Regions from separate parts of the Homo sapiens genome. Here region 1 is linked to region 2. A link is an interaction called in ENCODE POLR2A ChIA-PET data of the cell type or tissue named here. Cell type or tissue: MCF 10A. All regions are shown on one strand. Links, peaks and the distances in the headings refer to the core of each region. The heading gives the core; the rest is flanking DNA.

What was found. ChIA-PET counts read pairs that join two places held together with the same protein. Peaks named below come from ENCODE experiments on the same cell type or tissue, not always from the same donor. Only the 100,000 strongest peaks of a DNase experiment are listed, where the experiment ranks them.
Region 1: POLR2A ChIA-PET joins it to region 2 with 5 read pairs; 4 of 35 experiments call an interaction of 5 or more read pairs at or near these places.

Annotation. Positions count from the first base shown.
Region 1 is chr9:87,509,827-87,525,870 of GRCh38, forward strand. The region is part of intron 2 of DAPK1 (death associated protein kinase 1); the gene reads left to right. It also overlaps the pseudogene RPS29P18. Among named protein-coding and RNA genes, the nearest start is that of DAPK1, 20 kb to the left of the region's middle. In MCF 10A, for the core only: no CTCF peak of the experiment used is centred there; DNase peaks (open chromatin) are centred at 6,605 and 9,185.
Region 2 is chr9:87,366,485-87,382,528 of GRCh38, forward strand. No RefSeq gene overlaps it. Among named protein-coding and RNA genes, the nearest start is that of DAPK1, 120 kb to the right of the region's middle. In MCF 10A, for the core only: no CTCF peak of the experiment used is centred there; DNase peaks (open chromatin) are centred at 7,667, 9,087 and 9,377.

The sequences.
Region 1 (16,044 bases), core at 6,581-11,580, 140 kb after region 2:
GATCGCGGTTTCTTTTCCTTCTGCACCACAGCACATGGAGGAGGCCTCTTTCTCACTTGCTCCGTTCCTTTGCCATTCATGGAGGCAGTGGCACCAGTGAGCTCACGGCCAGGCCGCTTTTGCCCTTTTTCTGACTAAGTCACTATAGATGGACTAAACAGAATATATTTACAGTTCGCCCATTTAGAATCGATAAGGGTGTGCCCCAGGCTCCATCGTATATTCCATTACATACAGCCTCAGGCATCCGTTTCAATTGTTTGGGAGAGGAAGTGAATTAGCACAAGTGGAATATCTACAGGATGAAACGTTGTCAGTCTGTGCGTTCCTCCCCACCCCTTCGTTGGCTGGAAGAGATAACGCTTGACACGTATGGAGCAGACAGGGTAATGTCAGCCTCGTGGCCATGGAGAAGCAGGAAGTCCCTTGGTTTTGTTCAGTGTGATTTGGGCATTGAATGAGTAGATCCTGTTTTAAGAATATTACTCATTAATATGAACCATCATTTTGTAGGTCTTTTAGAAGCAACATTCTCTTTAGTGCAGATAATGCTTATCTGCATTGAGAGAAGTTATAATAACCTGGAGAATGAGAAGGAAATACACATGCGAAATGGCCCAGCCGGTTTCTCCTGGCAACCTCTCCAGAGCATGTCCTAGGCTACTCCTCCAGGAAGGCTCCTGCTCTGATTTCCTGTATTCCTTCACGATTTGGAGTAGATAACTGGCCACTTGGCATTCTTATTACAGGGGACTTATGCGTGGGATTATTGGCTTCCCCTGTGGACTGTGAGTTTTCTGAGGGTAGAGAACATGGCCTTTTGTCTCTGGTGTTGGTTGGAATTCAGCTAAGTGCACGGTAAGCCATGTTTATTTCGTTGCCTTATAAAGGTACATATGCAGAAATTAGAACAGTGTTTCAGGGCTTTGGACCCAAATCCCTGTCTCCACAAAACACATTAGCTGTTACTTTGGGAAAGTCACTTGACTTCTGTGAGATTTAGTTTTTCTCATCTGTAAAATGGGGATAGTCATCACGGCTAATTCATAAGGTGGTTGTGAGGATGTCTGTGATATGTATAAAGTGCTTGGCACAGTACTAGGCACACAGTAAGTGCTTGAGAGGTGGACGCTATTTAACAAGACAGAGCAGGAACGGGAGAGAGAGGGAGAGCGACAGTATAACATGCTTCTGAATCTGTGTTCCCGGGTCCTACCTCTTCATTCATTCCTGCCCTGGCCTCCCACAGGCAGAGTGCGGGTGAGGGCTCACTTCTCCTCAGTTTCATCCTTCCTCCCTCTCTTCTCCTCTGCCTGTCTCTCCTTTGGCTCAGCTTGCCTGGTGGGCTCATTCTGCCAAGTTTGCCTTTGCTTGTCTGTTCCATTTTTCTAGGTATCCTTGCCTCCTTCCGACTGGACTCAGTTTATGTGCCGAGCTCTCTTGGTGAGTCCACCTTATTATGTGCTCATTAGATGATGCTTAGGGTTCCTAAGAAACATATTGACTAGGAATTTAGCTGTGCATCTGAAAGTTGGCTGCTGAACGCAGAGCTTCAAGGGATACCCTTTTCAAAGTCCACAAGACACCATGGGAAAGGGAGGGAAAAGCTTCATGTTAAGGAGGATCTGTTAAGATGGGAAGAGATGCATTTAAGGAAGCAGAGACAACTAAAAGCCGCTCTGTAGCCAGGAGGAGTTAGCTGCTCAGCAAGAAGGCTGCTTGGAAATGCTTTGAGGGATATCATCCTGGTGTTACAGGGAACCTGAGACTATGTGAGCACATAAATTCGTGTTTTTAATGCAGTGTGCTTCAGTTCCTGAAAGGTAGATTTTCTTTTTCTTTTGTGTGTGTGTGTGTGTGTGTGTGTGTGTGTGTGTGTCTGTGGTTTGTTTTTTTTTCTCCCAGATGGAGTCTCACTCTGTCACCCGGCCTGGAGTGCAGTGGCGCGATCTCGGCTCACTGCAACCTCCGCCTCCTGGTTTCAAGCGATTCTCCTGCCTCAACCTCCCAAGTAGCTGGGATTACAGGAGCCTGCCACTACACCCAGCTAATTTTTTGTATTTTTAGTAGAGATGGGGTTTCACCATGCTGGCCAGGCTGGTCTCAAACTCCTGACCTTAGGTGATCCACCCACCTCGGCCTCCCAAAGTGCTGGGATTGCAGGTGTGAGCCACCACGCCCGGCCTGATTTTATTTTTCTAGCTTGCTTTTTCAAGAGAAACCATCTTTTATTTATTTGTTTGTTTATTTTTTTAGAGACAAGGTCTTGCTATGTTACCCAGGCACAGTGGTGTGATCATAGCTCACTGCAGCCCCAAATTCCTGGGCTCAAGTGATCCTCTCACCTCAGCCTCCTGCATAGCTGGGACTATAGGCATGTGCCAACACACCTGGCTTAAAAGCCATCTTAAGTGGCCAAATAAGACACTGGGAATTTGATTAGGGATACAAATAATTGATTTTTTTTTTTCATGGATCTTTATGGAGAAAGGAGTCTGAGATGAGTGTGGACACCTGAGTCCCTGACCAAGAGAAGCCTTGTGCAGCATGTCAGACAGACAGCAGATCCTGAAGCTCCATTCAGTTGTGACATGTACCAATTTAAGATGTGAAAATGAGTGTTTTGCCAAGCCAGAACTGTCCGTGCCAAGAAAAGCCCATTAGGTTGGTGGCTGAAAGGCTGGATTGTTAGGATGTACTGAATGGTGAGGCCCTGCCAGCTGCTGCGGGTAAATGCCCACTTACATGTCTAAGTACTCATTCTGTTCCCCTGGAGTGGGGTCCAGTTTGTTCAAGAAACATGGCTGCTGTGTGAGAGGCTGCTTTCTTTTTTTTGAGACGGAGTCTTGCCCTGTCGCCCAGGCTGGAGTACAGTGGTGTAATCTCGGCTCACTGCAACCTCCGCCTTCCAGGTTCAAGAGATTCTCCTGCCTCAGAGTAAGTAGCTGGGATTACAGGTGTGTGCCACCATGCCCAGCTAATTTTTGTATTTTTAGTAGACACAGGGTTTCACCATGTTGACCAGGCTGGTCTCGAACTCCTGACCTCAGAGGCTGGTGATCCACCCACCTCAGCCTCCCAAAGTGCTGGGATTACAGACATGAGCCACCATGCCTGGCCGAGAGGCTGCTTTCTTTTAAAGAATTATTTCTTGTTCTTTGGGCTTGTTGGGTGGGTATCTTTAGTTTGTAAAAGTAACATAACACTGACAAAATCTGAAAAGGAAAATACTTGGAAATTGGGTCTATAAGGTGAATTTAGGTAAAACATCAAGAGAACTAACAAATAGACAACAAATAAGCTATAAACAGGTACCATAAATAGGCTGTTAAACGAAACTGTCATTTGAACCGTAATATTTGCCCATCATTTATTCATTCCTCAAGGGCTAATTGAATATCTGAATGATCTTGCTGCAGTGTTGGGCAGGGCCCTCTATCTCAGCAAGCTTCTAGTCATGTAGGATAGACAGACTTTTGCACAACCAACAGTATTGGAAAGCCTAAATAGGAAGTGAGATGAAGCATGGAAAAATGTTTTTTGGAGTTCAGCCAAGGAGAGCGTTTTGACTTGGAGGTTTCATTCCTTCATTCAGATTCTTGTGGACGACGTAAAAATGTAAGCAGGTGGGTGCAAGTGTGGGTATGTATGTATGTCTCTACCCTTGCCTTCCTTGGAGAAAACTGGAAATAAGACATGAAAGAAATGGGGACAAGGAAACTAAGATTTGCTAGGAACTCTAGACCAGCAGCTGGAGGTAGGTATTGTAATTCACATTTGAAAACCGAGGTTCAGAAAGATGATTGGCCTTGAATAGTGTTTTAAAATGCTGGAAGCAGTAGTTGGACTCCCAAGCTGCTAAGCCATGTCTGGAAATTGGGTGGTGGGTGGTGCAGCTCATTTTGTGTCCTGTTCTACTGTCACTGTCTTGGAAGGGAAGTTTAAAGAAGTTTTAAATGTCTAGCACAGTGCTGGCTCATACGATGTGTTCAATGCCTGTTTTTCGCCTTGCTTCCTCTAAACCAGGTGTTCTCAACCTCGGCATTAGTGACAGCCTGTTCTGGATAGTTTTCTGTTGTGGGGGCTGTCTTGTGCATTGTATTTTAGGATAGGATATTTATAATAGGATGTTTAGCAGCATCCATGGACTCTACCCACTGGATGCCAGTAACAGCCACCTCCTCACACTCTTTATGACAGCCAAAAATGTCTCCAGACATTGCTAAATGTGTGAGGGGGCGCAAAATTCCCCCACCCTCTGTAGAGAACCACAGGACTACAAGATCAAGAGAGATCAGTCTTGACTGATGTGCTTAGGAGGCTAGAGCTGGTGTAGGGAAGGAGGAGCCTGCACCTAGTGGGCAAAGAAAACACCCCTGTGGAATGAGATGAGAGAAGATATTGACCTTGGGTGTCCAGAGCTGGTGAGGGGAGAGAAAAGGCTGCCAGATGGTCTGAGCGTGAGGTCTAGGGCAGTTGCTGTTGTACTTTGATTTGTATGGACTGTCCCAGGAGTGCGTAGTTTCCTGTGTCCCAGAGGTCTGGGCTGAGACAGACAATGGGTATGACCTGGAGAACCTGCTGGTGAGGCTTGTGGGTGTCAGAGCCCTGTTGAATCACTTTTCCCTCTCCATTCAAATAGCCACTGCAATTCCATACCTATTTGTATAATTACTTTCAAATGTCATTCTCTTCCTTAAGACTGGAAGCTCCCATGATCTAGGTCTGTGACTTGTTTTCTGGTTATTGAATTGAGCACAAGAACCAGCCCCAAATTGAACATTTAAGTGAGTGACATGAATGAATGATGGAAGGAGGGTTCGCATTAATTGTTGGATTGAACAAAGCCCGACACGATTAAATGTAACAGATACAAAGATGAAGCCAGACAATTAAGTTGGAGAGAAAAAGCAATTGCTCAAATTCAGCAGCAGGGAGACTTGTCATGACAGTGTCCTTTTGGAGAAGAGTCTGAGAGCTTTGATAATTACAAATGTCTATGGAACCCATATCCTCGTGACTGCATTAAGAAGAAAATACAGCTTTTGTCTATACCATAGAAATTGAATGTCTGCAATGGGAGTTGCTGGTTTCTCTGTTTTCTCTGTTTTTGCTGAGGTCATTCTGCATCTGGGACATGAGAGTGTTCTGTTCTGGGAGAGACACTGACAAACTTGGGGGAGTCCAAAGAAGGCAAAAGCTGGAGAACCCGAGTATCTCATGAATAATGTATTTTACTTAGCTATGGAGTCAAGCACCATGTGCATCTTTTTGTAAATATTACTGCATGTAATTCCTCAAACTAGCCTCTTATGGGGATCCTCTATTTCAGAGCTTGGCAGACATTTTATGTAAAGATAGTAAATATGGTAAGCTTCGTGGGCCACATGGTTTCTGTTGCAACAACTCAACTCTGTTTTAACTCAAAAGCAGCCACAGACATTATGTGTCCAAAAGGGTGTGGCTGTGTTCTAATAAAAACAGGCAATGGTCTGGATTTACCCTGTGGGCCATGATTTGCTAAGCCCTGCTCTGTTTTATTGATGAATAAACAAAGGCTTAAAGAGATTAAATAATTTAATATGCTGAAATGAGTAAGTGGCAGAACTGAAATTGAGCTCTGAGCCTCTCTGGCTCTGAAGCCCATGAAAACACACATAGATGGTCTTTTGGATGGGGATAGGCTTGTTTTGGGGGCACTGGGGGTCAGTGGTGGGAGCCATGAGGAGGCAGAGGTTGGCTTAGTAGGAAGAACTCAGCTGTCCAATAGCAGAGCAGACTGCAAGTGAGGTCACAAGTGGTGGACACTGCAGTGTTTGCACTAAATACCCACCTGGTGGGGATATTGAGGAAAAGATTGCCGATTTGGGGAGGAAATTGAGCTGATAGCCTCTGAGGATCCCTTCCAACTCTGTGGATCTGTGGTCATCAACAAAGGGGACCACGTGGGTAACAGCTTCCACCAGGGTGCTCTTGAGCAGGAGCTGCGGGGCAAGTAGCTGCCGTTTTCTTCCCATTCTCAGAGTCCATCCTGCTGACCTCTCCTGCCCACTCCTAATGACCCTTTCCTGCAGGTCGGTCTTACCAGCCTCCCCCCATTTCCCTGCAGTGGTCAGCGGGTGCCCTTGCCCCCCTTTCCCTAGCTCCCAGCTCTCACCGCACACTCAGCTGAATCCCCAGGGAGAACACAAAGCAGAGAGTTGTACAGTTATGGGCTTGTATCCCAGTCAGCGCATCCCTGCCTCTGAAGGGATGCAGATGAATGTGGCCTCTTGCTGTTTTATGCCAACTTGGAGTTCACTCTCTGGCTGTACTTGCCGCCCCCCAGCTTCTGCCCTTCTCCTTGGTGTGGAAGCTGGGATTCTGTCTCCAGCATTACTCCAATTTTTCCCTTGTGTCTCTACTGGATTCCAGATCCTCTTGCACACTGCCAGCGTTGCAGCATCCATACTGTTGGGGCTCAAGAGCCAGCCAGGTCATAGCTGTGGTCTAGGCCATATCGGGTTCTCCCAGCGGGCCCGTTCTCCCTGGGGTTAAGTCCAGCCGTGGCAAACACGGAGTTTCTGCCTTGCCTTTCCTACTGAGCAGGCCTCATGAGTCATGAGTCATGGCCCCGCAACTTCCCATTGCTATCTGACCTTGCTTCCCCCTGCTCTGTCCCAAGGGTGATATCCTGCTTGCTGTCTTGGTGATTGTTTCTAAACTGCCTAATAGCTGTGATTTTTTTTTTCAGGCTGATTTCTAATTTTTCTTCAATGTCAGGTAACTCCTTGTTTCTTATTCTCTTAGGCCTCTGGTTTCTGCCTTTCCAGCAGGCTGGATGGTTTAGCATGCTGCGTGTGTGGCCAGGGGCAGCCCACATGGCTTAATTAGCTCTTCAGCCCCCTGGCAGGAGGTGTGAAGAATGCTTCCTACAGTATGTAGGCACCCTGCGATTGGGGCATTTTCCCATGTGCTAGGTTCGGTGGATTGGAGAAGCTTGAAGGGGTGGATTTGGAGGATATTGTGCAAAAGGAAGGTGTGGCAGTCAGGGTGCTGGCAGGGAACTGGGCCCTTCTGATGGTCCGGATGTAGGTTATGGGATGGTCAGGTACGTACTATCTGGCAGCAGAAGGGGAGCCTGTACCATGCCTAGGGCTGCACTGGAGTCATAGAGGGGGGTCACCAGTACATGCCACTTCAGGGAAGAAACATCACAACCTCTCTCTTCCTGCCCCCATAGTCCCACCAGTGCCTCTCATTAGCCAAACCTAACAGGAACCACCTGCAGGGAGCCACCCAGGGTGGTGCAGTGTGTAGGAGAGTGAAGAATGCGATTGGGGGCAGGGGAGGACAGACAGATGGGACAGATGGAGAATAACCAGGAAGGGGCATCCACTTAGTGGGCACCGATAGCAGGCTTGCTACATTACTGCTTTCCTCCGGGGGTGCAGGTGGTCAGTATCTGCAGAACCCATCTGCTGGGCCTCTCTTCTTCTCGGTGGACTGGGTTTATAATCCATTTTCCCTCTGAAGGCATTCCTGAGACTCAAGCAGTGTCCTCCTTTTGCAAACTCCTGGGGTAATTCCTCATTGACACATTCATCCAGCACTGAGACTCCCCACTGTTCTCTCCCCCACCTCTCTCTCTGTGTGCCCATCTTTCCTAGATTGTGAGCCCGTAAAGTGTAATCATTCTTTTGTTCCCCACATCTTGCAAGACCCTTCAGAAACACCTATTGTCTGATGATCATTTCATTAACTGGTCAGAATTACAAAATCCTGAACTGAAGGATTGTAGCCATGGTTCCTGTGAGTTTTAAAGGTAAACTGAGGAATTGCCGAAAAGTTCCTTAAGATGCATAGTGTGTTGTGCACGTTTTCATCCTTGGCATAACCCTGTGAGGTGACAGCCCCATAAAAGTGCAAAGTGGGTCCCAGATCACTCTCTGCTAGCTGGGGTAGAGTAAGCTTCAGATAAAATGGCTGTTTCCTTTCCATCCCATTGATGATTTTCCCCAAATCTATTGGTACTTATTACCATGTTAGCTTGTCCCAGTGTCATATTTTTAGATTTGAAAGCAGAATGGGAAGGTGAGTCTAGTGGGAATAAAATGTGGTTGACCGCATTTCTACTACACAAGAGGAAATGGGCACCAGTGATCATGGGTGCCTGGGTCCCAATCTGCCCCATAGCACGGGTAGTGGGTTTCTGAAAGAAAGCAGCACGCATCTGTCGCTGAACCTGCGTTTTTACAGCACAGTTGTTTGCCCTGGAATATTTGCCGTTTATGTTGTTGTTTTTTTTTTTTTTTTTTTTTTCTGAGATGGAGTCTGGCTCTATCACCCAGGCTGAAGTGCAGTGGCACAATCTTGGCTCACTGCAACCTCCACCTCCCGGGTTCAAGCGATTTTCCTGCCTCAGTCTCCCATGTAGCTGGGATTACAGGCGTGCCCCACCACACCCAGCTAATTTTTTTTTTTTTTTTTTTTTGTATTTTTAGTAGAGATGGAGTTTCGCCATGTTGGCCAGGGTAGTCTTGAACTCCTGACCTCTGGTGATCCACCCACCTCAGCCTCCCAAAGTGCTGGGATTATAGGCGTGAGCCACTGCACCCAGCCATATTTGCCCTTTAAAAGGGAAAACCTAAGGAAACTGATGTTAACCCTTTGCCATCGTCAATCTCATTGATGTCGGCCAGTCAATCCTGTCAAATCTTGCTCTTTTTTTAATGATGCTTGAAAATTGGAGCCTCACAACTGTTTACTAGGTGGGTCTAGGATGGTAATTTCTGGAAATGACTGTAGACTATGCCAAATGTCTTTTTAGCCTGTTATCTGACCATGCCCAGATGGCTTAACTTTTCTCTAGCAGTGTCACTTTTTCCTTATTTCTCTGTATCTGTGGAGTAGCGTAGAACCGTATGTACAAAGGTTTCTGCTGACATATCAGTGTCTACACAGCTATGTGGGTATCCATGTTGGTGCCTGAAGAGTCTGGCCCGCGCCCAGTATTTGGCAGCTGTAAAATGTTAGATGAACTTCCACCCTCAGTAAAATCAGCCACCCCTTCAAAAGAGTCACAGGCATCCATCCAGTAATATCTTTCCAGGAAAAAAAAAAAAAAGATTTACGTGTAGTCAAGAAAAAGTAGAGATCGCAGGAAGCACTGCTCTGAGCAGATTAGAACAGAGGATTTCGCAAGAGGTGCTCCTTGGCCAAGTCGAGTAAGTAACATCGGACTGATAGGAGGAAGAGCAGCTTAGCTTGGGGCCCTGTGCCCAGTCCTGCTTGTTTAGGCCTTTGTCCCTGTCTGCTTTCCTGGGGCTGGGGCTCTGGGCCCGGCCGATGCCCCTGGTCCCAACCCCAGCTTTATCACTGGGTTCAGCAAGGGGCCCTGGAGAGCAGGCAGCAATGGCAGGCACCTCCCGCATGCACCATTACCTTCATTCCTCTTCTCAGGTTTCCACAGTTGCCCCTATAAAAAGACTGCTGTTGGCCCATGCCAAGTACTCTGGAATAGACAGGAGTGGTATTTCCGCCCTCTTGGAGGGTTGGTGTTTACCAGTGTCCCCCTTCGCTGCAACCCAATGGCAATTGTATTGCCCCGGTGCTCCAGGAATCTGAGGATGATTGGTTGATTTCCTATGATTTCTGGGAGAGTAGTTTACCCAAACCTTTTATGAACCAAAGCCATACTCCCTGGGAGTGTCTGGCTGATCATGTCAGAGACATCTGCCTGGTGGATTGGGGCTGTCACGTGACCAGTGGCCCGCTCTGTCTGCTGCCCAGTACTGCCAATTGGGGAGTGTCCTTCTGCCTTTTTCTCTGCCCTATGTCTGGGACACAGGGATGGCAGCCAGGCCCAGGAGCACCCAGCATCCTCCAAGCAATGAGGTAGCACTGCTTCTGACTTTTCCTCAGGATCTGGTCTTTTTCCATGACAATGAGGTGGGGCCCAACCTTCTCGAAAGTGGCATTGTTTCTGCACAGTTGTAACTGCTCTCAGGGGTGTCAGTGAAGTAGGGGTGGGAGGGAAGCCATGGGATGCTGAGAGAATAGGGCCGAGAGGACATACCTGCTCTCCAGCTTGGCCTTTGATCCAGACACTAGGGACGAGGCTGTCACTGTGGGTGCCTTTGTTAGTGTTTGTGTGTTTGAGTAGTCTGAAATGCTGTGACTTTTTTTTGTTGTTGTTAATAAAGATAAGGAAACAAACAGAAAAAAGGAAATTGGAGCTTCCAAAAGGAAGAAGGAAGTCTTAATATAGAATTGACTTCTTCCCAGGTAAGTTTTAATTGCTTCTCATGCTTGTAGAAAGGTGTATCATGTGTTCTAATAGGTTAGGATTTAATTATGGCTTAAAATTAGTTCTATAGGAAGAGCTTGGAGTTGCACCTAGGGAGAAGAAGCAGAGGGTTCCAGAATTGTGTAAACGGATTGATGGAAAAATAGGCTTCTGGTGCTGAGGGTTCAGGAGCCTTGCCAGCATCACAACAAGGTGTGAATTAGCCTCCTCGCACTCTGGGAGGAAGTGGAGGAACTGCTGGGGTGTGAGGCTGTGAAAGGACCTTGGAGAGCCAAGTCCTCCCTGTTCAGACAGGGACAGGCACAGCTGGAGACAGCAGTTTTCAGCTCTGTGGAACTCTTGTTCTCTGGGTTGCACTTCTTCCTGTGATAATAAAGAGGTTGAAGACAGGAAGACAGGTGCTTGAAAGCCGGAAGACAAGGGGAAAGTTGTTTGAAGCAGGTGTTTAAAAATCCGCCACTTTGGGGGGATGAATTAGGATATCGGTAACAATTTTATAGCCTATATGGTTTCTTTTTGACCCTCGAAGATAGGTGGGAAGTGGTTTTCTATACTTCTTTTAAAAACTGGGAAACCAGAGCTTAAAGAAGTTAAGCTTGAGGCAGCAGAGTTCAATGCACTGGTGAATTGAAATGTTTGTGTGTGTATACATACATACCTGTGTGCGTACATACATAGGTATATATACATACTCAGTATAAATATACATGCACATATATCTATACATGTACTGATACAAAGGGTATATAATACAATTTACAACTAATAACAAACTATGTGCACTCTTTATTATAAATTCCATTCAGCCAATGTAGGCTCACAGAATGCTTTTATTGATTTTTACTGTGGCCAACCTATGACTGACAATGGTTTGACAGAGTTGCATTCCAATTCACTAGTTTTTTACCTAGTAAATTTATTACCATTAAATCTAATATGTGATCTACTGTTAGACTATTTCTCACCTTGTACAAATTATGTTCCTTAAGCTGAGCTTCATTTTGGCTTCAGCACTGCTGATTGCAATAGTGCTAGCTATGTTTTAAGCTTTTGGTGTTGTTGCAGGGGTTGAAGCATTGTTGGATTCTGTATCACCTAAGGGTGTCTGTGTTTAGCAACCAGGTCATGAAATTCCTGAAAAATGAACAGTTGTCTCTTGTGAGCCAGCACAGGCAGGCTGGAGCACATCACTAGCTCCATTGTCAAGGTCTGGAAAGGCAGGTGCTTGTCTGTCTTATTCAGTCTTTAGCCCCAGACCCAGGGAGGTGCTGAATGTATGATTAGAGATTCAGTGAATATTGGTGAGATGGATGAATGAGGTTTCAAAGCTGGGACCAGGAGCCAGTCCATGGGACTCCAGTTCTTATCCCATGAGGACAAGGTCCAGGGTGGGCATTGAAGAATCACAGGAAAGGAGGGGCACCAGAGACCGTCTCCACTGTCAGAACTCAGCTGCCATGTCCTGCCTTCCGCTAGGATGTCAGCACTGGGGCACTGTGGTACAAAGAAGAGGAGAAGGATGACATCTCATTTAGTGTACTTTTTTTCCAGCTTTATCCAATCTTTTGGCAATTTTATTCCCCATCATTTAGGAAAGAGAAGACCTTCTTATCTAGCAGTTTGATGACTTATGGTAGTTGCTTTGGTTTGAATATTTATCCCCTCAAAACTCATGTTCAAACTTAATCTCCAGTATGGCAGTGTTGAGAGGTGAGGCTTTTAAGAGGTGATTGGGAAGGCAGAGCCTTCATGAATGGATTAATTCATACGTGGGTTAGTGGATGAAAGGGCTAATGGATTAATGCGTTATCGTGGGAGTGCCACTGGTGGCTTTATAAGAGGAAGAGAGGCCCAAGCATATTTAGTGAGCATTTTCTTGCCCTCTTGCCATGCGATGCCCTCTGCCACGTTTTGATGCAGCAAGAAGATGCTCACCAGGTGCCAGCGCCATGCTCTTAGACTTCCCAGCCTCCAGGACCACGAGCTGAATAAATTGCTTTTATTTATAAATTGCCCATTCTGCAACAGAAAATGGACTAAGACAGTAGTCACCAACAATACTTAACTAGAATGGCCAGTTATGGAGAACAAGAGTTATATTTTTTTTCTCAGACAGGTCCCTTTACATCTTTTAAAATGAAATATGTAATACATTCACACAGTTCGAAAGTCAAAGACAGTATCTTGCCCTCCAGTGACTAGTTCCTTCTAGTGAGTCTTGAGATCATTCCATATATATTCTATGTGTATTTAAGACAATAAACATAAATTTTTTCATGTTTTTACTGAAATCGTAGCATGTTATACACATTGTTCTGCCTTTGGCTTTTTTGTTTTTTCACCTCATAGCATAACTTGAAAATCATTCCATTACTACATAGGAAGACATGCCTTTTTCTTCTCTATGATTTACTGTCATTTATTTAACCCTTTCTGTCTGTGAACTTCTAGGATTCTTTTCTAATTTTTCTATTATAAGCAATTCTGCAATGATTGCTGATGTACAAAATGTTGAAGCTATCTGTAGGTAAATTCCTAGAAGTGGAATTGCTGGATGAAAGAGAACATGCATCTGTCATTCTTGTATGTGTTACCAAGTTACTCTTCATAGACCGTAAGTCAGTTTTCAGCCCAACTACAAGAGAAAGCTGGCTGGCTTCTTTCGCTGTCTCACAGCTGCTTGATTCTTGCTACTTTGATAAGTGTAGTTTCATCAATTTTTAAGTATGAATAAGTGTAAGCATGTTTTCAAGTATGTTTAAGAACTATTTGTCTCTGCTTTGAACTTTCTATTCATACTCTTTGCCCATTTTTCTCTACGTTTGTAGACTTTTATTAATTTGTAGGAGCTCTTTATCTATTAAATAGCTTTATGTTCATGTTATGATTTGCACATCTTTTCTCTAGGTTGTCATTTGTCTTTTGGCATTGTTTCTGGTACTTTTCTCCCCATGATTTTTTTTTGTGTTGTGATAAAATGTGAAACTTGTCATTTTAACTATTTTTAAGTGCACATTCAGTGGCGTTAAGTCCATTCACATTGGTTGTGCAGCCATCACCACTATCCATCTCCAGAAGTCTTTCACCGTCCCAGACAGCTGTATTTTTTAAAATAGTCGGATTTATCAAATTCGTTTAATCTTTTATGGGTTTTGTATCACAGTTAGAAAGGCCCTTACCGCTCTGAGTTTATTTGTTTTGAGACAGGGTCTCATTCTGTTGCCCAGGCTGGAGTGCAGTGGCACAATCATGGCTCACTGCAGCCTCGACCTCCTGGGCTTAAAAGATCTTTCCACCTCAGCCTCCTGAGTAGCTGGGACCATAGACACGAGCCACAACACCCAACTGATTTTTTAAAAATTTATTGTAGAGAAGAGGTTTTGCCATGTTGCTGAGGCTGGTCTCAAACTCTTGGGCTCCAGCGATCTGCCTACCTTGACCTCCCAAAGTGTTGGGATTACAGATGTGAGCCACCGTGCCCAGCCCACTTTAAATTCATTTTTAAAATATTCTCTCATAATTTCTTCTAGTACTTTGATGGCTTATTATGTATGTTTAAGTCTGTGATTTGCCTGGAATTTATTTTCGTGTGAAGTGTGAAGTATGGCTCCAGGCGTAGTTTTTCCAGAGCCCCTCAGTTACCATTTGCTCATCAAAACATGGTTTGAGGGCTGGCTGGATTCAACCAGGGAGATTTCCTGCACTGTTGGTAGCTGTAGGGAATCAGCAAAGCTGCTGTTTCCAGGAGCTCTTGTGAGCTGGGGAGTGAAGAGCTTCAGAAATGAAGCTTGAGCTAGACTGATGAAATCCCACTCTAGGAAAATACAAGCCTTACGGTGTTTATGTTTGCTATATTCAGAATCACAGGCATGCTAGTGAGTGCACTGTCTAAACATGTTGAAAGATGGTCTGCAGTATCTCTACTCAGCGAGGTGGATGAAACAGGTACAGCCCATGAGAGGCAAGTTAGTGTCTTGGATAAGGCGTTCCTGGTGGATGAGCCATTTGTGCCCCGATAGAGGTTCTTACAGAGGAGGGGCTGGAGTCCACTGATGCTCTGGGCCTCTCCCTGGGGGAAGGGGTGCCTGTTTCTCTTGGCCCAAAGGCCCTGCACATTCCAGCATGCCCTGACCTTGGAACTGTTCCTCAGGTCTCTGGGCCCACTGCATCTCTCCTCCCACAGCTGGACCTGAGAGTCAGGGAGCACCTCTTGTATGCCAGCCATGCTGGGTCTGGGACCCCCTCACCCTCAGGGCCCTCAGGTGGTTCCCTCAGGCTGCAGCGGACATAGAGATCAGTTCTGTGTGTTCCCTAAGCTGACGTGGAAAGTTGGGAAGCACACGCTTGAGCCCTTGAACTTCCTCTTTCTCAGAGCCTAACAGTAGAGCCGGGGTGGGTTTCTTGCCAGAACCACCTCCTCGCAGAATCCCAGGAGACACCAGCCAGGTCCTTTCACACCCCAAACAGTGTGAATGCGCATGTTTACAGCAGCACAATTCGCAATTGCAAAAATGTGGAACCAATCCAAATGCCCATCAATCAAAAAGTGGATAAAGAAACTATGGTATATATACATGATAGAATACTACTCGGCCCTAAAAAGGAATGAATTAATGGCAATTGCAGTAAACCGATGAGATTGGAGACAATGATTCTAAGTGAAGTAACTCAAGAATGGAAAACTAAATATTGTATGTTCTCACTCATAAGAGGGAGCTAAGCTATGAGGATGCAAAGGCATAAGAATGACACAATAGACTTTGGGGACTTAGAGGGAAAGGGTGGGAAGGGGGTGAGAAATAAAAGACTACAAATGGGGTGCATTGTTTACTGCTCGGGTGATGGATGCACCAAAATTTCACAGATCCCCACTAAAGAACTTGCTCATGTAACTGAACACCACCTGTTCCCCAATAACCTATGGAGATAAAAAGATTAAAAACAGAAACAAAAACCGAACAGTGTGAACAGTGCACCCTGAGGTCTCCCTGGGGTCCCTTGTACCCCTCAGGAGCCTGTGGATGACCCTGTGCAAACAGTTGGGTGGAAGACTGTGTCTTCCTGTGTGTTTGGATGAGTACCAGAACTTTCTGCGTCTGTTTTTCACCCTACCCAATGCAGTGCTTACCTAAAAAATGCGTTGAATAGAGCTTCTTGCTTTTACCTCGTTGCACTCCTGAGAGCAAGATGGGTCACCAGCAGCTGTACTGGAGCCACCCGCGAAAATTCGGCCAGGGTTCTCGCTCTTGTTGCGTGTGTTCAAACAACCGGCACGGTCTGATCCGGAAATATGGCCTCAATATGTGCCGCCAGTGTTTCCGTCAGTACGCGAAGGATATCGGTTTCATTAAGTTGGACTAAATGATCTTCCTTCAAAGGATTATCCAAGGCATATACTCAATGAAAAACCATGATAGTTCTTTGTACATAAAATAAACATTTGAAAAAACAACAACAAAAAATGCGTTGAATAAACGAAGGCCAAAATGTCAGTTTCCAAAAAGAACCTGAGGCGGTTCTTTGGTCAGAGCAGCCCTGTTAGGGCTGAGGGCCTCGGTTCCACCTCCTCCATGTTTTCCTCTCTCTTCCCACTGTGAGCTCTCTCAGACCTGGCACTGTGGCCGCTCCCAGCTCCTCGCACCCAGCATGGGGCAGGTGCTGAATGTCTGAGGAGCTTAATTTCCCCTCCCTCTTGCCTTCTGCCTGGGGTGAGGGCTCAGTTGCTCTGAAGCTCATGACCAGGCTTAATAGTCAGT
Region 2 (16,044 bases), core at 6,740-11,739:
CAAACTCATGCAGATAACGAGTAGAATGATGGTTACCAGAAGTTGGGAAAAGTAGTAGCAGGGGAGATGGGGGAATGGTTAATGAGTACAAAAATATAGTTAGAATGAATAAAGTCTAGTATTTGATAGCACAACAGGGTGACTACAGTCAATGATAATTTGTCATACATTTTTAAAGAACCAAGAATATAATTGGACTGTTTGTAACACAAAGAATAACTGCTTGAGATGAAAGATACTTCATTTACCCTGATGTGATTATTATGTATTGTATGCCTGTATCAAAATATTTCTTGTACCTCGTAAGTATATATACCTAGTATGAACCAACAAAAATTAAAAATAAATTTAAAAAAATGTTTTGATTAACATATATTATCCTTTTTATGTACTGTTGGAATTGATCTGTTAAAATTTTGTAGAAAACTGTTTTTGGTTTGTAGTTTTCCTTTCTTGAAATTTCTGTGTTTAGTTTTTGGCATCAGATTAATGCTAGCCTTATAGAATTAGTTGGGAAGTAGACTCCTCTTTTTAATTTTCTATAAGAGTTTGTTTAGAACTGATATTTATTTCTTAAATGATTGGCAGAATTTACAAGTGAAGACTTCAGGCTTGGAGCTCCCTTCATGGGAAGATTTTTTAACTAAATATTTAATTACTTTAACAAACAGAGGTCTATTCAAGATAATCTATTTCTTTTTAATTAAGCTATGTGAGAATGTGTCTTTGAATAAATCTGTCCCTTTCATCTAAGTTGTCAAATACTCTTGACAAAAAGCTGTTAATGATATTACCTTATTAGGCTTTTAATACCAATAAATTCTTTAAAATTCTAATGTTGGTAATTTCTGTCCTCTCTCACTCCTTTATTTGTTTGTTTTCTAATTATTCTGTTTAGAGATTTATCAATATCTTCTCAAAGAGCCAGCTTTGGGGTTTATTGATTTTCTCTAATTTTTTGGCTTTCTATTTCAATGATTTATAGTCCGGTCTTATTTCTTTTTTCTGCATAATTGAGTTTAACTTGCTCTTCTTTTTTTCTAGATTCTAAAGATGGAATCTGAGGTCATTGATTTGAGACCTTTTTTGCTAATGTAATTACGGTGTGCTATAATTTTCCCTCTAAGTACTGCTTTAGCTGTGTTCCATAAATTTTAATGTTTTGTTTTTATCTTCATTCAGGTCAAAATACTTTTCAATTCCCCTTTTGATATCTTCTTTAACTAATGAATTGTTTAAAAATGTATTGTTTAGTTTCCAAATACTTGGAACTAGTTGGGACAATTAGTATTCTAATATCTTCTTTCTGAGTTTGCTTTCTAATTTCATTTCATTTTAGTAAAAGAAGATACTTTGTATGACATGAATCCTTCAAATTTTTTGAGACTTGTTTTATGGCTCAGAATATGGTCTAACTTGGTGAGTGTTCTGTCTACACTTGAAAAAAAGAAATGTGTTCTGTCATTGAGTGAAGGCAGCAGCTACTGACATGATAAGGTGTCAATGAGAAAAAGTTGGGTAATAGTGTTGTTCAAGTGTTCTGTAACCTTACTAATTTTCCGTCTGTTTGTGCTACCAATTATTAAGAGAGAGATTGTGGATTTTTCTTTATCTTTACAGTTATATCAGATTTTGCTTTAAGTATTTAAAGCTTTAGTCTTTGGTGCCTAAATGTTTAGAGCTGGTTGTCCTCTTGATGAATTGACACCTTTACCATTATGCAATGACTATGTTTATCTTAGTATCAATGGGAATATTCTTTACTTTATAGTATACTTTGATATCGATTTAGTCACTACCGGGTTTGTTTGCTTGTTTTTTAACTAGCATTAGCATTGCATTTCTTTTTTCATTTTGACTTTTAACTTATTTGTATTTTTACTTTCAAATGCATTAGACGGTTGTCTACAGTAGCTGTTGGGAACAGGCAGTTTTAATTCTGTGTGAATTCTGGGCATTATTTCCTCTAATCCTTCTAGGTAGCTCTTTCCCCAGCCAGTTTCCTCAAATGTATGCACTGATTAATACTAAACGGAATACTACAAATTTGCAGAATTTTCCCTACATAGCTCTTTCCTCTCTGGTACTCTGCCTTGTGAAATCTAACAACCTTGGCTTCCCCAGGCTTGAAGCTAAGTCTTCTCAACACAAGACCACTAGATTCTGCCTGGGTTCCCTCTTCCTACACTGCAGACTAGAAACTTTTTCCACACAATAAGTTGGGGCAATTGTAGGGCACCCTTCATTTGTCTCCCATTTCCAGGATCATTATCTTTCATTATCTGATACCCTATGTACTGAGTGCCCTTTTTAAAAAACATATTTTCGTCTGATGTTTTTGTTATTTCAAGCAGTAGGATAAGTCTAGTTCCTGTTATTTCATCTTGAACAGAAGTAAAATCTCTCAATCTTCTTTTTAATATTTTCTAGAACATAGAGTCTCAGTTGCCAAGTAAATCAAACTTTTTTTTTTTTTTTTTTTTTTTTTTTTAGACAGAGTCTTGCTCTGTCACCAGGCTGGAGTGCAGTGGCACACTCTCAGCTCACTGCAACCTCCGCCTCCCAGGTTCCAGTGATTCTCCTGCCTCAGCTTCCTGAGTAGCTGGGATTACATGCACCCACCACCATCTCTGGCTAATTTTTGTATTTTTAGTAGAGATGGGATTTCACGAAGTTGGCCATGATGGTCTCGATCTCTTGACCTCGTGATCCGCCCACCTCAGCCTCCCAAAGTGTTAGGATTACAGGTGTGAGCCACCACGCCCAGCCAAATATGTTTTTAATTTTTGTTTATTTTATTTTATTTTGAGACGGAGTCTCGCTCTGTCACCCAGGCTGGAATGCAGTGGCTCGATCTTGGCTCACTGCAAGCTCCACCTCCTGGGTTCATGCCATTCTCCTGCCTCAGCCTCCAGAGTAGCTGGGACTACAGGCGCCTGCCACCTCGCCCGGCTAATTTTTTATATTTTTAGTAGAGATGGGGTTTCACCGTGTTAGCCAGGATGGTCTCGATCTCCTGACCTCGTGATCTGCCCAACTCGGCCTCCTAAAGTGCTGGGATTACAGGCGTGAGCCACTGTGCCCAGCCACGTTTTTAATTTTTGAAATTCTGAATGACTATAATGTATTAGCAACAAGTATAAAGTTTAAGACACACTGATACACTTCTGAATTCACAAATATGCTCTAAAATTTTTTCCCTTTAATCATATGAAGTATGTGTTTCAAATTCTGAGGCATTTTTTTGTTCATAGTACCAGTCTGATTATTTTCCTCATATAAGGAGTAAACTACATTGAACTGAAAGAAAAGAGTCTTTTCCTTTTTTTTATTTTTTTATTATTATTATTTTTTTTTGGTTAACTAATGCAACAACTTTAAAAATTAAATTTAACTTAAATTCAAACACAAAGAAATCAGTAATAATACCTCCCTGAGTTAGAAATACATTCAATTCTCTCTGGTCTTGATGCTTAAAAATTTGTGAGGTTTATAATTTTGATGAAGAAATGCCCTACACACTTTCAAGAACAAGTATGGAGACAGCTTAAGGAGGGCGTAGAAATTCGGTCTTTATCTCTTGGATTTTCAGCATTTAGAGATGATGTATTCTTACCTCAAATGACTCTACAGCTCTATACCCTGCACAATTTCTGGTGCTCAACGAACGCTGCCAAAAAAAACAAGCAAACTTCCCTTTTGTTGCCCACCTTAAAAAAAAAAATCAATAAGAGCGCAATCTGAGCAAGCTTATGATTTTAATCAGTGTTGCCTAAGGTTTTAATGTCAGGGCATCAGGCATTGGGCCAAAGAGATTAAATTCACCCAGGACCTCACAGCAATTGACTTGTTTTTTAAAACACAGCATTACATCAATGAGAATGCAGCCTTGGCTATATTTCGGATTTGTTCATCTTTTGTTGGTTTATTTTGGGAAGAAAGGTATTAGATTAAACAATGTCAAGAACATTCTTGAAGGGAAAAGGAATGCATAAACAGGCAACTCAGAGCTGCGGGACAGAAGGAGAGCGTGGGTGGCAGAAAAGCTGACCCTCCACACTTGCCTCCATGTTGGCAGGAGCACCACGGGGACAGATCCAGACTCGACTCAATGTTATCAGGCTCTGGGCTGTTTGAAACTCACCCAGCAACCATATAGACAGATGTGGAGGCACAGGAGAAGTTAGACATGGCCTAGGTCATGCAGGCAAATGGTATTGAAACAAGCCATGGGCAAGCCAGGCGCAGAGGAGAGAGATGGTCTCAGTAGCAAAGTTGGGGACAAGGATCTAGGCTGGCGGAGGAAAAGGCTCCACACTGCTGGGTCATTCCCTTTAGCAGCATTTGCCGCATCTCTCCTGGGGACCAGGCACTGTGCCCTTGACTGGTGGCACAGATGAGTAGGAGTCAGTCCCTGCCTCAGGGAGGACACCACTAAGGGAGGGAATTTCTGGGAGACAACTGTACCCTCCGAGATCCAGTCACCTATTGTTGGTGTAAGGAAATGCAGTGTGAAGCTGCAGGCACCAACAGAAAAATCCGTCGTGGGTTTTGAGGGCATGTCTCCCTGGCATTTCTCCTGTTCTGAAAAGTCGGTACTCCATTCCCCAAGCCGTATGCTTTCTTCTTTGACCCTGTCTCTCTCTTTCTCTTTCACACTTACATGCACACACACACACAAGCATACCCCACCATCCAAAAGAGTCATAAACAACTAGCTCTGATAAAAGAGGAGATCTCCAAAAGTAGCACGGGAAGGTTTGTGGGGGAACAGACAAGGGAAGAATCAGTTATTGGAGGAGAGAAGGGACAGAGAATTTTCTGGAATGGGGACAATTGAATACACTTTTTTCTTTTTCAGATGGAGTTTCGCTCCTGTTGCCCAGGCTGGAGTGCAAAGGCACAATCTCAGCTCACTGCAACCTCCGCCTCCCAGGTTCAAGGGATTCTCCTGCCTCAGCCTCCCGAATAGCTGGAATTATAGGCACCCACCACCACGCCTGGGTAATTTTGTATTTTTAGTAGAGACAGGGTTTCACTGCATTGGCCAGGCTGGTCTCGAACTCCTGACCTCAGGTGATCCACCCATCTCAGCCTCCCAAAGTGCTGGGATTACAGGCATGAGCCACAGCACCAGCAAGTACACTTTTTAAAAGAATGAAATTTACTAAGTAAGTTGGAGGAGGAGAGTTGGGAGAGCAAGGAACGGAGAGGAAGCTATGTGGTCAAAGGCTCCATGGTGTGGAAAGGCCTAGAGCATCCTGCAGGACGGAAGCCTTCAGGTGGCAGGGAATGGCTGGCAAAGAGCTGGGAGGTGGGGTGGGCTCTGGGTGGCCTCAGGCCTCACGGGCTTATGAGGCCTGGGGCTTCTTCATCCCAGGAGGAATGAGGTGCTGGAAAGTGCCCTCCTGAGCTTTTGAAAGCCGGTTACATGGAGAACAGTGTGTCACATAGGGAGTGACAGAAAGTAAGAAAATCAATTAAAATTTACTGCAGGGCAGGGTGTGGTGGCCCATGCCTGTAATCCCAGCCCTTTGGGATGCCAAGGCAGGCAGATTACTTAAACCCAGGAGTTTTGAGACAAGCCTGGCAACATGGCAAAAACCCATCTCTACTAAAAATACAAAAATTGGCAGGGCTTGGTGGCGTGTGCCTGCAATCCCAGGGAGACTGAGGTGGGAGGCTCGCTTGAGCCCGGAAGGCAGAGGTTGAAGTGAGCTGAGATCACGCCACTGCACTCCAGCTTGGGCAACAAACCCAGACCATGTATCAAAATAAAAAAATAAAATAAAGTTACTGTAGTAGCCCAGGCAAAAGACATTGATGGCTTTTCACATTCCAGAATATTTCTGGCATGAGAATTTTATAAGCGCATGGAATTAGAACTCACATACTGATGTTCATACACTAACAGAATTAGATTATCTACATGGATTCCCTCTCATTCCTTCCAACCCCACCTCCCACAGAGAAAATGTTTTGTTTACTGTAGCTTTAAATTGTTCAGAAATTTTACATCTTTACTTTTCACAACACCTAGCAGGGATGCGGGCAGAGAGAAAGTGGTTAATAGATAACGTCGCCCTTAGAGAAAGGCAACACTGGATAAAATATAACTACGTGACCTGCTCTTGCTCCCTGTACGTGCAAATGGCGCAGTCCCCTCAAGCGCTGTTAATGAAATCAGGGAGTGGCACAAGGGCCGTAACCTCCAGGCGGGGAAGGGACCCAACCCACTGAGTGCATTCCCGAGAGACAGAGCCTCCTCTGCTGGGTCCCCATAGCTGGAAATAAAAAGAGATAAAACCAAGCATGAATAATGAGCCTGTCATTCAGGTGTTAGCCTCCACTTTGAAAATTCACTGAAACTATTTCCAAGATAAGAACTGAAAGCCTGAGCTGAGTGCCTCCTCTGCCTTGAACAACTGCGAGGGAATCTAGAGCGGGGGTCCCCTTCCATGAAAGATTACAATTACTCCCACACCTGTGTTTTGCAGGTGGTTTTCAAGAGGGCAGCAAGTGAAAAAATACAATGGGTGAGATGATATGTAAATATAAAATATTAACAAATACACCTAACACAGTATTTGACTTTAACAATTAGGAAAGGCTTTCCTTTACCAACAGCCAACACATACATATATGATACGTGTTAAGATAACACGGCATTGGCCAGGCACAGTGTCTCACACCTATAACCCCAACACTCTGGGAGGCTGAAGTAGGTAGATCACTTGAGGCCAGGAGTTCGAGATCAGCCTGGCCATCATGGTGAAGCCCATCTCTATTAAAAATACAAAAATTAGGCAGGGTGCGGTGGTTCACGCCTGTAATCCCAGCACTTTGGGAGGCTGAGGTGGGCAGATTACCTGAGGCCAGGAGTTCGAGACCAGCGTGGCCAACGTGGTGAGACCCTGTCTCTACTAAAAATGCAAAAATTAGTCGGGTGCGGTGGCACAGCCCTGTAGTCCCAGCTACTTGGGAGGCTGAGGCAGGAAAATCACTTGAACCCGGGAGATGGAGGTTGCAGTGAGCTGAGATTGTCCCACTGTACTCTAGCCTGGGTGACAGAGCTAGACTCCATCTCAGAGTAACTAACTAACTAACTAAATAAATAAATAAAAATAAAAATACAAAAATAAGCCAGGCATGGTGACGCATACCTGTAGTCGCAGCTACTCAGGAGGCTGAGGCAGGAGAATCTCTTGAACCTAGGAGGTGGAGGCTACAGTGAGCTGAGATCGCATCTCTGCATTATAGCCTGGGCAACAAAGCGAGACTCCATCTCAAAAACAAATATATAAACAAATAACATGACATCTTATTTTCTGGGTTCTTCTCACTTCCTTCTCTACTTTGTCTCTGAGTCCATTTTTACATCTCTGAAAATCATTCCGAGGCACTGAGCGATTGTCTGAGGATGTCTGCTACTGTTTTTCACAGCCATCTGCCATCTTTGCTGGCTCTTCATGTTTTCCCTGGACTCTTTTTACCTTGTCTTAGAACTCATCTGAGCCTCAGGGTCTACTTGAGATAGAAACGAGGTGTCTTAGGACAAGCTCTACCCAAGGAAGGAATTCAGGCCACAAGGAGGCTCTGAATGTCCCAGCCTGCTCATCCCTGGGTGAACACAGCTCTGGCTATGATTCAGAGCTCTCCTGAAAGTGTAACCACCCAAGGGGTTCACCTTGCCTGCTGCTTAGACAGAGCTGATTCATCAAGACAGAGGAACTGCAATAGAGAAAGAGTAATTCACGCAGAGCCGACTGTGCGGGAGACCAGAGTTTTATTATTACTCAAATCAGTCTCCCCGAGCTTTCGGGGAGCAGAGTCTTTAAGGATAACTTGGTGGGTGGGGGGAAGCCAGTGAGCCAGGAGTGCTGATTAGTCAGGGATGAAATCGCAGGGAGTCAGAGCTGTCTTCTTGCATTGAGTCAGTTCCTGGTTGGGGGCCACAAGATCAGATGAGCCAGTTTATTGATCTGGGTGGAGCCAGCTGATCCCTCAAGTGCAAGGTCTGCAAAATATCTCAAGCTCTGATCTTAGGAGCAACTTAGGGAGGGTCAGAATCTTGTAGCCTCCAGCTGCATGACTCCTAAACCATAATTTCTAATCACGTGGCTAACGTTAGTCCTACAAAGGCAGTCTAGTACCCAGACAAGGAGGAGGTCTGCTTTGGGAAAGGGCTGTTACCGTCTTTGTTCAAACTATAAAGTAAGTTTCTCCCAAAGTTAGTTCAGCCTATGCCCAGGAATGAACAAGGACAGCTTGGAGGTTAGAAGCAAGATGGAGTCAGTTAAGTTAGATCTCTTTCACTGTCTCAGTCATAAATTTGCAAAAGCAGTTTCAAAAGCTGTGCTTGTCAGTTGGCCTCACATCTGCATGTCTACTTCAGTGGCTACAAAATTTCTAGAGCTTAGCACCTTTCTCCACTTTTGTTGGACACCTGGCTCATCCCACAAGTACTTCTGCAAATATAATTTTTATTTAAGTTGTTTACTTTCCTCAGAAACTAGAGCATCATTGAGGGAGCAAATGTCTGTAAAACATTTAGGGAGCAAATGTCTCAATCCCGAGGCTGAAGCATGAAAGCCTGACACTGCTCCAAAGTACGAGCTTGCTCTCATGACAACTTTAGGTTCAAGATCAACAGTTGGTGATATTTAGGGAAGGCCTTGCTTTGTTTTGGTGTGTAGTTAAGCATCACTCCTGTTGAAGAGTTTTACACACACACACAGACACACACACACACTAGAGAAATACAGAGAGTAGAAGGTAGATACGCAGGTATGCAGAGTATGTGGAGATACAGCATCAAGGTCAGAAACATCACTGGGGTCCAAACTCAAATGGCTTCACAGCCTTCCAAGGAACATTAATGTGTAAATGTGGTTGGGGGTGGGGGGGTGCGGGAAAGAGGACAATAGGGAAAGATAAGAGCTGCACGGGAGAAGAGAGTGCCCAAAGTCTTCAAATTTCAATGATTTTTAATTCATACTTTGAGACATATCTGCAGGCAGCAGAGGCTTGAAGATCACAGCCTGAGACATCCTGATTCTGTCATGCTGCCAGAACATTGCCTCCTCTACTGCTGTTGTTGGCACTAAACCTTACTGCCCAGACTGCCATCCAATTAGTAATAGGATTCATCAACACTTTTGAATTAAGTGAGGGGGGAGGTACAGAAAGATGTCATTCATTCATGCCCACCATCATAGGAGATGCAACCTTCATAAAATAAATCCATGCCCTCAACCAGCTAGGGAACAATGTGGGGACGTAGGGTTTGTAAATAAGGGCCGGATTACAAAGCAGTGCAGGATCAGTGTAAACAAGCCTGGCATGGAAAAATACCCATCATGGGGTGTGAGAGTATGATGGATTCTTTCCAGATGTGGTCAACTAGAAAAACATTACGAAAATATTTGGGGCCGGGCACAGTGGCTCACACTTATAATCCCAACACTGTGGAATGCTGAGGCAGGAGGATTGCTTGAGCCCAAGAATTCATGACTAGCCCAGGCAACACAGAGAGACCCCGTCTGATAAAAGAAACTATCCGAGCATGGTGGTACACAGCTGTAGTCCCAGCTACTTGGGAGGCTGAGGAAGGAGGATCACTTAAGCCTAGGAGTTCAAGGTTGCAGTGAGTTCTAATCATGCCATTGTACTGCAGCCTCAGCAACAGAGTAAGCCCCTGCCAACCCCCACCCCCAAAATTGGGATTTTTTACTGTGCTTGAAAAAATAAGTCGGATTTTAGAGAGAGAGTAGTGTAAGGTCAGTCTTCTCATTTATTGCAAAAACTATTATTTCAGACATTAAAATTACAAATGGACATTCACGCTGCCTCCACAGACCAACTGAGCTTATCTATGGAGCTTGATAAAGATGACAAAAAGAGTTAATGAAAAAGGTTTCTGAAGTCTGGAATGAAATCTAGAGGTGGGTTCTAGGAGCACAGATGACCCAGATTAAAGAAAACAGACAAAGCTGTGTAGACAGCTCTTCCCTATCACTGTGAAATCTGCCAGAGAGCCCAGACACCACTCCTGATCTCCCAGCTACAACAGCAGTACCAACAGCTTGGATAACTCATCCCAAGGAGAGTCTAAACTATCCAGAAAGTATAGATCTGTCAAAATATTTGTGTAAGCTTGGCAATTTTGAGCTGCTTATTAATAGGTTTTTTTCCAACTCAATTTTCAGTGCAAAGTTCCATAATTAACCTTCCAACAACACTTCATTTTGGTTGGAGTTAAAAATCTTCACAAAATAAATAGAATTCCTGGTATAGCTACGATCTGAGGGCCTTTAAATGATTCGCATGCAACATCCTGCCTTCATCATTGTAATTGTGAGGGTTCTTGGATTACAAGCAACCAAAACCAGATCAAACTAATTTAAGTAAAAATAGATTCTATTGGCTCATAGAATGGGAAGCAAGTCTCCAGAAACAGATCTTATGAGGGAGTAAGAGCTAAATGTTAGTCTCTCTGGGGTAATACCCTTGAATGAATGAGCACTAATTGCTTTTAATCTCGGCCTAACACTCAACTTCCACAGGGAGAGTGTGACTGAACTTGGGTCACGTGTTTACCTCATGGTAGGTAAATGGGAAATGCCTTGGACACCAGTCCCCATCAGCATTATCCCCAATAGAAGTTTTGTTTTCCAAAGGGAAATTGAGGTGCAATTTTGCAGGGAGAGAGGATGGATCATTGACACTCAAAAACAATGGAGCACCATGTGTAATTGCAGCATCACTGGAATTACGATGCCCATATTACCTTTGGAAGATGGTAAGATTTTTGAGTGTTTTATCAATTGTAGTAATGCTGTGTTTAAATGCTGCCTAGACATCATCCAGCTCTGTGACCATTACCCTGAGCTAACTTATAGTATTGTAGGCTATAAGGACAGTAACACAACATGGAGTCACTATCTTCAGAATAAGATGATGCTTTTAAACATTAGCGAACCTCCCTAGCCTTCAAAAGATCATTTGGGTGAATTTCAAGGAGTAGGCAAGGAAAAGAAAAATATTAACAATATGCTTTTTCTGGTATTTTTGACATGAAGTTTGAGGGAAATTAGCATCTCTTGAAAACTTCTCTTCATGACTTTTCAGATTTCTGTTGATTTTAGACTCATGTCACCCATCAGTTGTCTTTAGCTTAATCTGCTGTCACCAGGAGCACTAGTATGATATGTTGTTCTTTTGATTAAAAAGGAGATCTTTATATTTAAGTATAAAATTTTGGAAAATCTTTTAAAGACAGAATGATCTCCCTAGCAGAGTGGCGATTCCCTTTCTCCAGAAAGTTGTCAACTAAAGACAACCACTGGTAAGAGGACAGCAGTCGTGTGTTGTGTCATGAGTGGCCAGATCATGTAACCTTCATGTCCATTTCAATAATAAGATTCTGTAGTTCTAAATCTGATTAATGCCAACGTGGAATCTCAAAACACAGCCTGACAGTCAAAGAAAAGGACTTACATTTCAGAGGGTATCATCAATTTTGCCTGAAAATAGCTTAAATCATTTTAAAAATCAACCTGATGAGGCTGATAAGTTGGATTTATTTATGAAAAATCATAAATAATAGAAAGTATGATGTGTTTGTTCTGCAAGACAGGGTGTTGTTTTTAGCCAGCGTATTAGGGTTCTCTAGAGGGACAAAACTAATGGAACCCAAATATATATAAAGGGGAGTATATTAAGTATTAACTCACATGATCTCAGGGTCCCACAATAGGCTGTCTGCAGGCTGAGGAGCAAGGAAAGCCAGCCTGAGTTCCAAAACTGAAGAACCTGGAGTCTGATGTTCAAGGGCAGGAAGCATCCAGCACAGAAGAAAGATGTAGGCTGGGAGACTAGGCCAGTCTCTCTTTTCACATTTTTCTGCCTGCTTATATTCTAGCTGCGCTGGCAGCTGATTAGATTGTGCCCACCCAGATTAAGGGTGGGTCTGCCTTCCCCAGCCCACTGACTCAAATGTTAAACTCCTTTGGCAACACCCTCACAGACATACCCAGGATCAATACTTTGTATCTTTCAATCCAATCAAGTTGACACTCAGTATTAGCCATTACAGCCGCTCTTCTCCAGCAGTTGAAGCAAGTGATTCTAACCAAAACAAGAATTTTCAAATAGAAAATGACTTAATTGTTAATGATATTTCTAAGTTCTTTATTTATAGTTTGAAGTCATAGAACAGCATGATAGCATATTGAAGTATTATCAATTGCACTAAAACAGACATTATCCAAGACCAGCAAAAGTGGATTGGGAACATAAAAATTTTATGGGGTTATGAAAAAAGGAAAATAAAAAGCCCATAAAACTGCTTAAGAGTATAAATGTAATGATTTCATGATAAACTATCTTTTAATGTATAAAATTAAAGCACTAAAACAGACATTATCCAAGACCAGCAAAAATGGACTGGGAACATAAAAATTTTATGGGGTTATGAAAAAAGGAAAATAAAAAGCCCGTAAAACTGCTTAAGAGTATAAATGTAATGATTTCATGATAAACTGTCTTTTAATGTATAAAATTAAAATCCTTTCTAAATGAGCTGAAATGCTGACAAAATAATAGCAATTGAGATTTGTACATTTATATCATTATCAAATTGGTAATTCTAGAGAAGGAGGAGGAGTTGAAGCTCTTCAGAGGATCCCAGATCTGCAATTATTTTTAAAAATGCTTAATGAATGGCAGCAACCTAAAACTGTCAATAAGGACTGGTGAAATAACTCATGAGGTATGCATTCAGTGATATACCGTGCAGCCATAAAAAAGAATGGAGGACTCCATCATGCCTTGACATAGAAATCAAGGTCTAGATCAATTTACATTAGTTGCCATATGAGGGAAAAGAAAAATAAATCAGAGAATGTTTACACGTCTACGTTGATGAGCATTGATTGTCTCTGAAGGACACATAACTGATAACATCGGTTGCCTCTGAAGGGAGTTGGGTAGCTAGGGAACCAGACTGAATGAAGAGGATTTTTACTACATACCTTTCTCTCTTTCTCTCTTTCTCTCTCTCTCTCTCTCTCTCTCTCTCTCGGATTAAGACAATGTGAATATACTACTTATTTAATACATAAACAAAATTCATTTTTAGACTTCTTAATTTATTAAATTGCTTCTAATAATGGATGACAGTGGCCGGGCGCAGTGGCTCACACCTGTAATCCCAACACTTTGGGAGGCTGAGGAAGTTGGATCACTTGAGGCCAGGAGTTTGAGATCAGCCCGGCCAACATGGTGAAACCCTGTCTCTACTAAAAATACAAAAATTAGCCAGGCATGTTGGCGCACATCTGTATTCCCAGCTACTTGGGAAGCTGAGACAGGAGAATCGCTTGAACCCAGGAGGCAGAGGCTGCAGCGAGCCAAGATCGTGCCACTGCACTCCAGCCTGGGTGACAGAGTGAGACTCTATCTCAGAAAAAATAATAATAATAGTAACGGATGACATTATGGAATATTAAACCCAGAATTACTTGGTAGTGCCATCAAATGGAATTTGGTCAGTTTGGTAGAGTACACAAATATTAAAGTGGTGATTGGTATCAACCTTCAACATCTGTTAAGCAACAGTTTCTTTAGGGCTCTATTAAGAACATACTACACTCAAAAACAAGGTGGTCAAGAGCAAATCTGTTGCTGCTGAACAGAATCGCTAGGGCCAAAGGAAGAGAGTTTTTCTTTTTTATGCCAAATGCAGTGTGCACAAATGTCAGAATCAGGTATGTAAGATGCATTCTTATTTTCTATAATTCAACCTAATTTCTATTCGGAGCCCTCCCTTTCCTCCGCCAAAATTCAATATTCTCTCTTTCTTTCCAAGAATGTCATCTAAGTTCTAGGAAACCCGTATTGTGCCCAGGGATGAGGCATAGAAGGGAGGTGGCATCTGGTGTTCTCTATGTCTATCCAGGAAGGCACCTGTTCAGATGGCCGGTGCCCCTCCTGGTCCCCCATTCGGGTGTATGGTCTATGCCTTGTGTCTAAGAGAGTCTCCAAGACCCCAAAATACTTAAGCTCTGGCATTCTCCCTCTGGTTCTTCCTTTCACCCCTCTGGGCTGCCTTAGCAGTCCAAGGCACCTTTTCCTCTTGTGGGAGAAGGAAGCCTTGCCGTTATTCATTCTCATTTCTGCCATATCTTCTGTTTGTCCTGTGTCCTTTCTACTCCCCTGCTAGTCAGTTAAAACTCAAATGCCGGCCGGGCGCAGTGGCTCACGCCTGTAATCCCAGCACTTTGGGAAGCCAAGGTGGGTGGATCATCTGACGTCAGGAGTTCAAGACCAGCCTGGCCAACATGGTGAAACCCCGTCTCTACTAAAAATACAAAAAAATTAGCCAGGCGTGGTGGCGGGCGCCTGTAATCCTAGCTACCCACAAGGCTGAGGCAGGAGAATCACTGGAACCCGGAAGGCAGAGGCTGCAGTGAGCCGAGAATCCCGCCACTGCACTCCAGCCTGGGCAGCAGAGCAAATCTCCATCTCAAAAACAAAAACAAAAAGCTCAGATGCCAAGAATATATTTCTTTGTCGTCCTTGAATTTTTATCCTTCGCAGGAGAATCCCCCTGAAAATGAGAAGTTTAGTCACTCCAGGGGTTCTCAAATTTTGCTGCACGTTAAAATCCTCTAGAGTGCTTTTCAAAAATACCCATATTTGGGCCAGGCCTAAACAAATACTGATTTACTCAGTCTGAGGGTGAGGCCCAGATAGGATTCATTTGTAAAAACTTTCCAGGTGATTCCAATTCATAGTCAGTTTGAGAAGTAGTGAGCACTTAATTAAGGGAAAATGCAAAGAAAAGAAAAAAGAAATACTGGGAAAAGAAAACTTTGGTTAATATTTTATAATATTGTGCAATCATAAATGTATCAACATTATGCAATCGTACATAAATACCAGAAGATGGAAAAGTCCTTGAAAATGAATTTGAATGTCAGTGTGAATAAATTAGAAGATAACTGTGGAAACCTTACATACCACAGGCATCTAATAACTTTTTTCTTTTTGAAGGCTCAGGATATCTGAATGCTTAGCAAATCCTGGCATGGTATTTGGAAATCCTTGTTTTCCAACTTACATATTTCAGCTGTCTTACATTTTTTTCTAAAGTCCAGTGGCCTGTTAGGACTAAGCTAGCTCAGATTCTCATGGAAAGAAGACAGTTCTGGCTTGCTTTACACTGCAAGAACAGGCATGCAAGAACAAATAAAATACTGATGTCCACTAAAAAGGAAAATTTACGGATCCAAAATCCAAAGAGCCTCAGGGTGGGCACAACGTGGCCCCTTGTCCCATGCTCTGAGAAAGGTGAGGGCCCTGACCCATGTGCATAAGGCCACACCCAGCTTCCTTCTCTGGAGAGGCCCCTGAGACCTTGATCTCTCAGGAGATGCCAATGTCTTGACCTTTCAGTAGAGGATTCAAGAGCACAGCATTCTTGCTCAGAATGAATCAGTCCAGCAAAGGGTTTATTTCTTGAGCAGTTAAATCTCGTGATCAGACAAGATACCAGTGTTCAGTTAGAGCCAAATGTACAGAAAGTGAGCTCCAAACCCTGGCTCTATCATGCGCCAGCTGTGTAACCTTGAGCATATTAATGACCCTCTCTGTGCCTCATTGGCCACATGTATAAAACAAGGATAATAATGGAACCTTCTCACTAGAGTTTTCATGAGAATTGAACAAGAAAATATTGATAAGAGCCCTCATATGGAAAGCCCTCAGTAAATGCTAGTTAATACGATCTTTTACTTAGTTACATGTATGATTCCCATCTACAACATGCCTAAGAAATGGTATAGATCGCCCTAAAAAGCAATAAGTAATGAGACAGGACTATAAAACCAACAGAGTGAAAAAGACAAAGAGGGGACCACGTAATGTTTCCAAGCTAGCATTACAATTGATCCAGCAGTAAGAGTGGCCCTCTGTAACCCCAGCATTGGGTAGCCCTCCACTTGCTCCTTGGCACATTATATGGAGATCACCGTTGCGGTC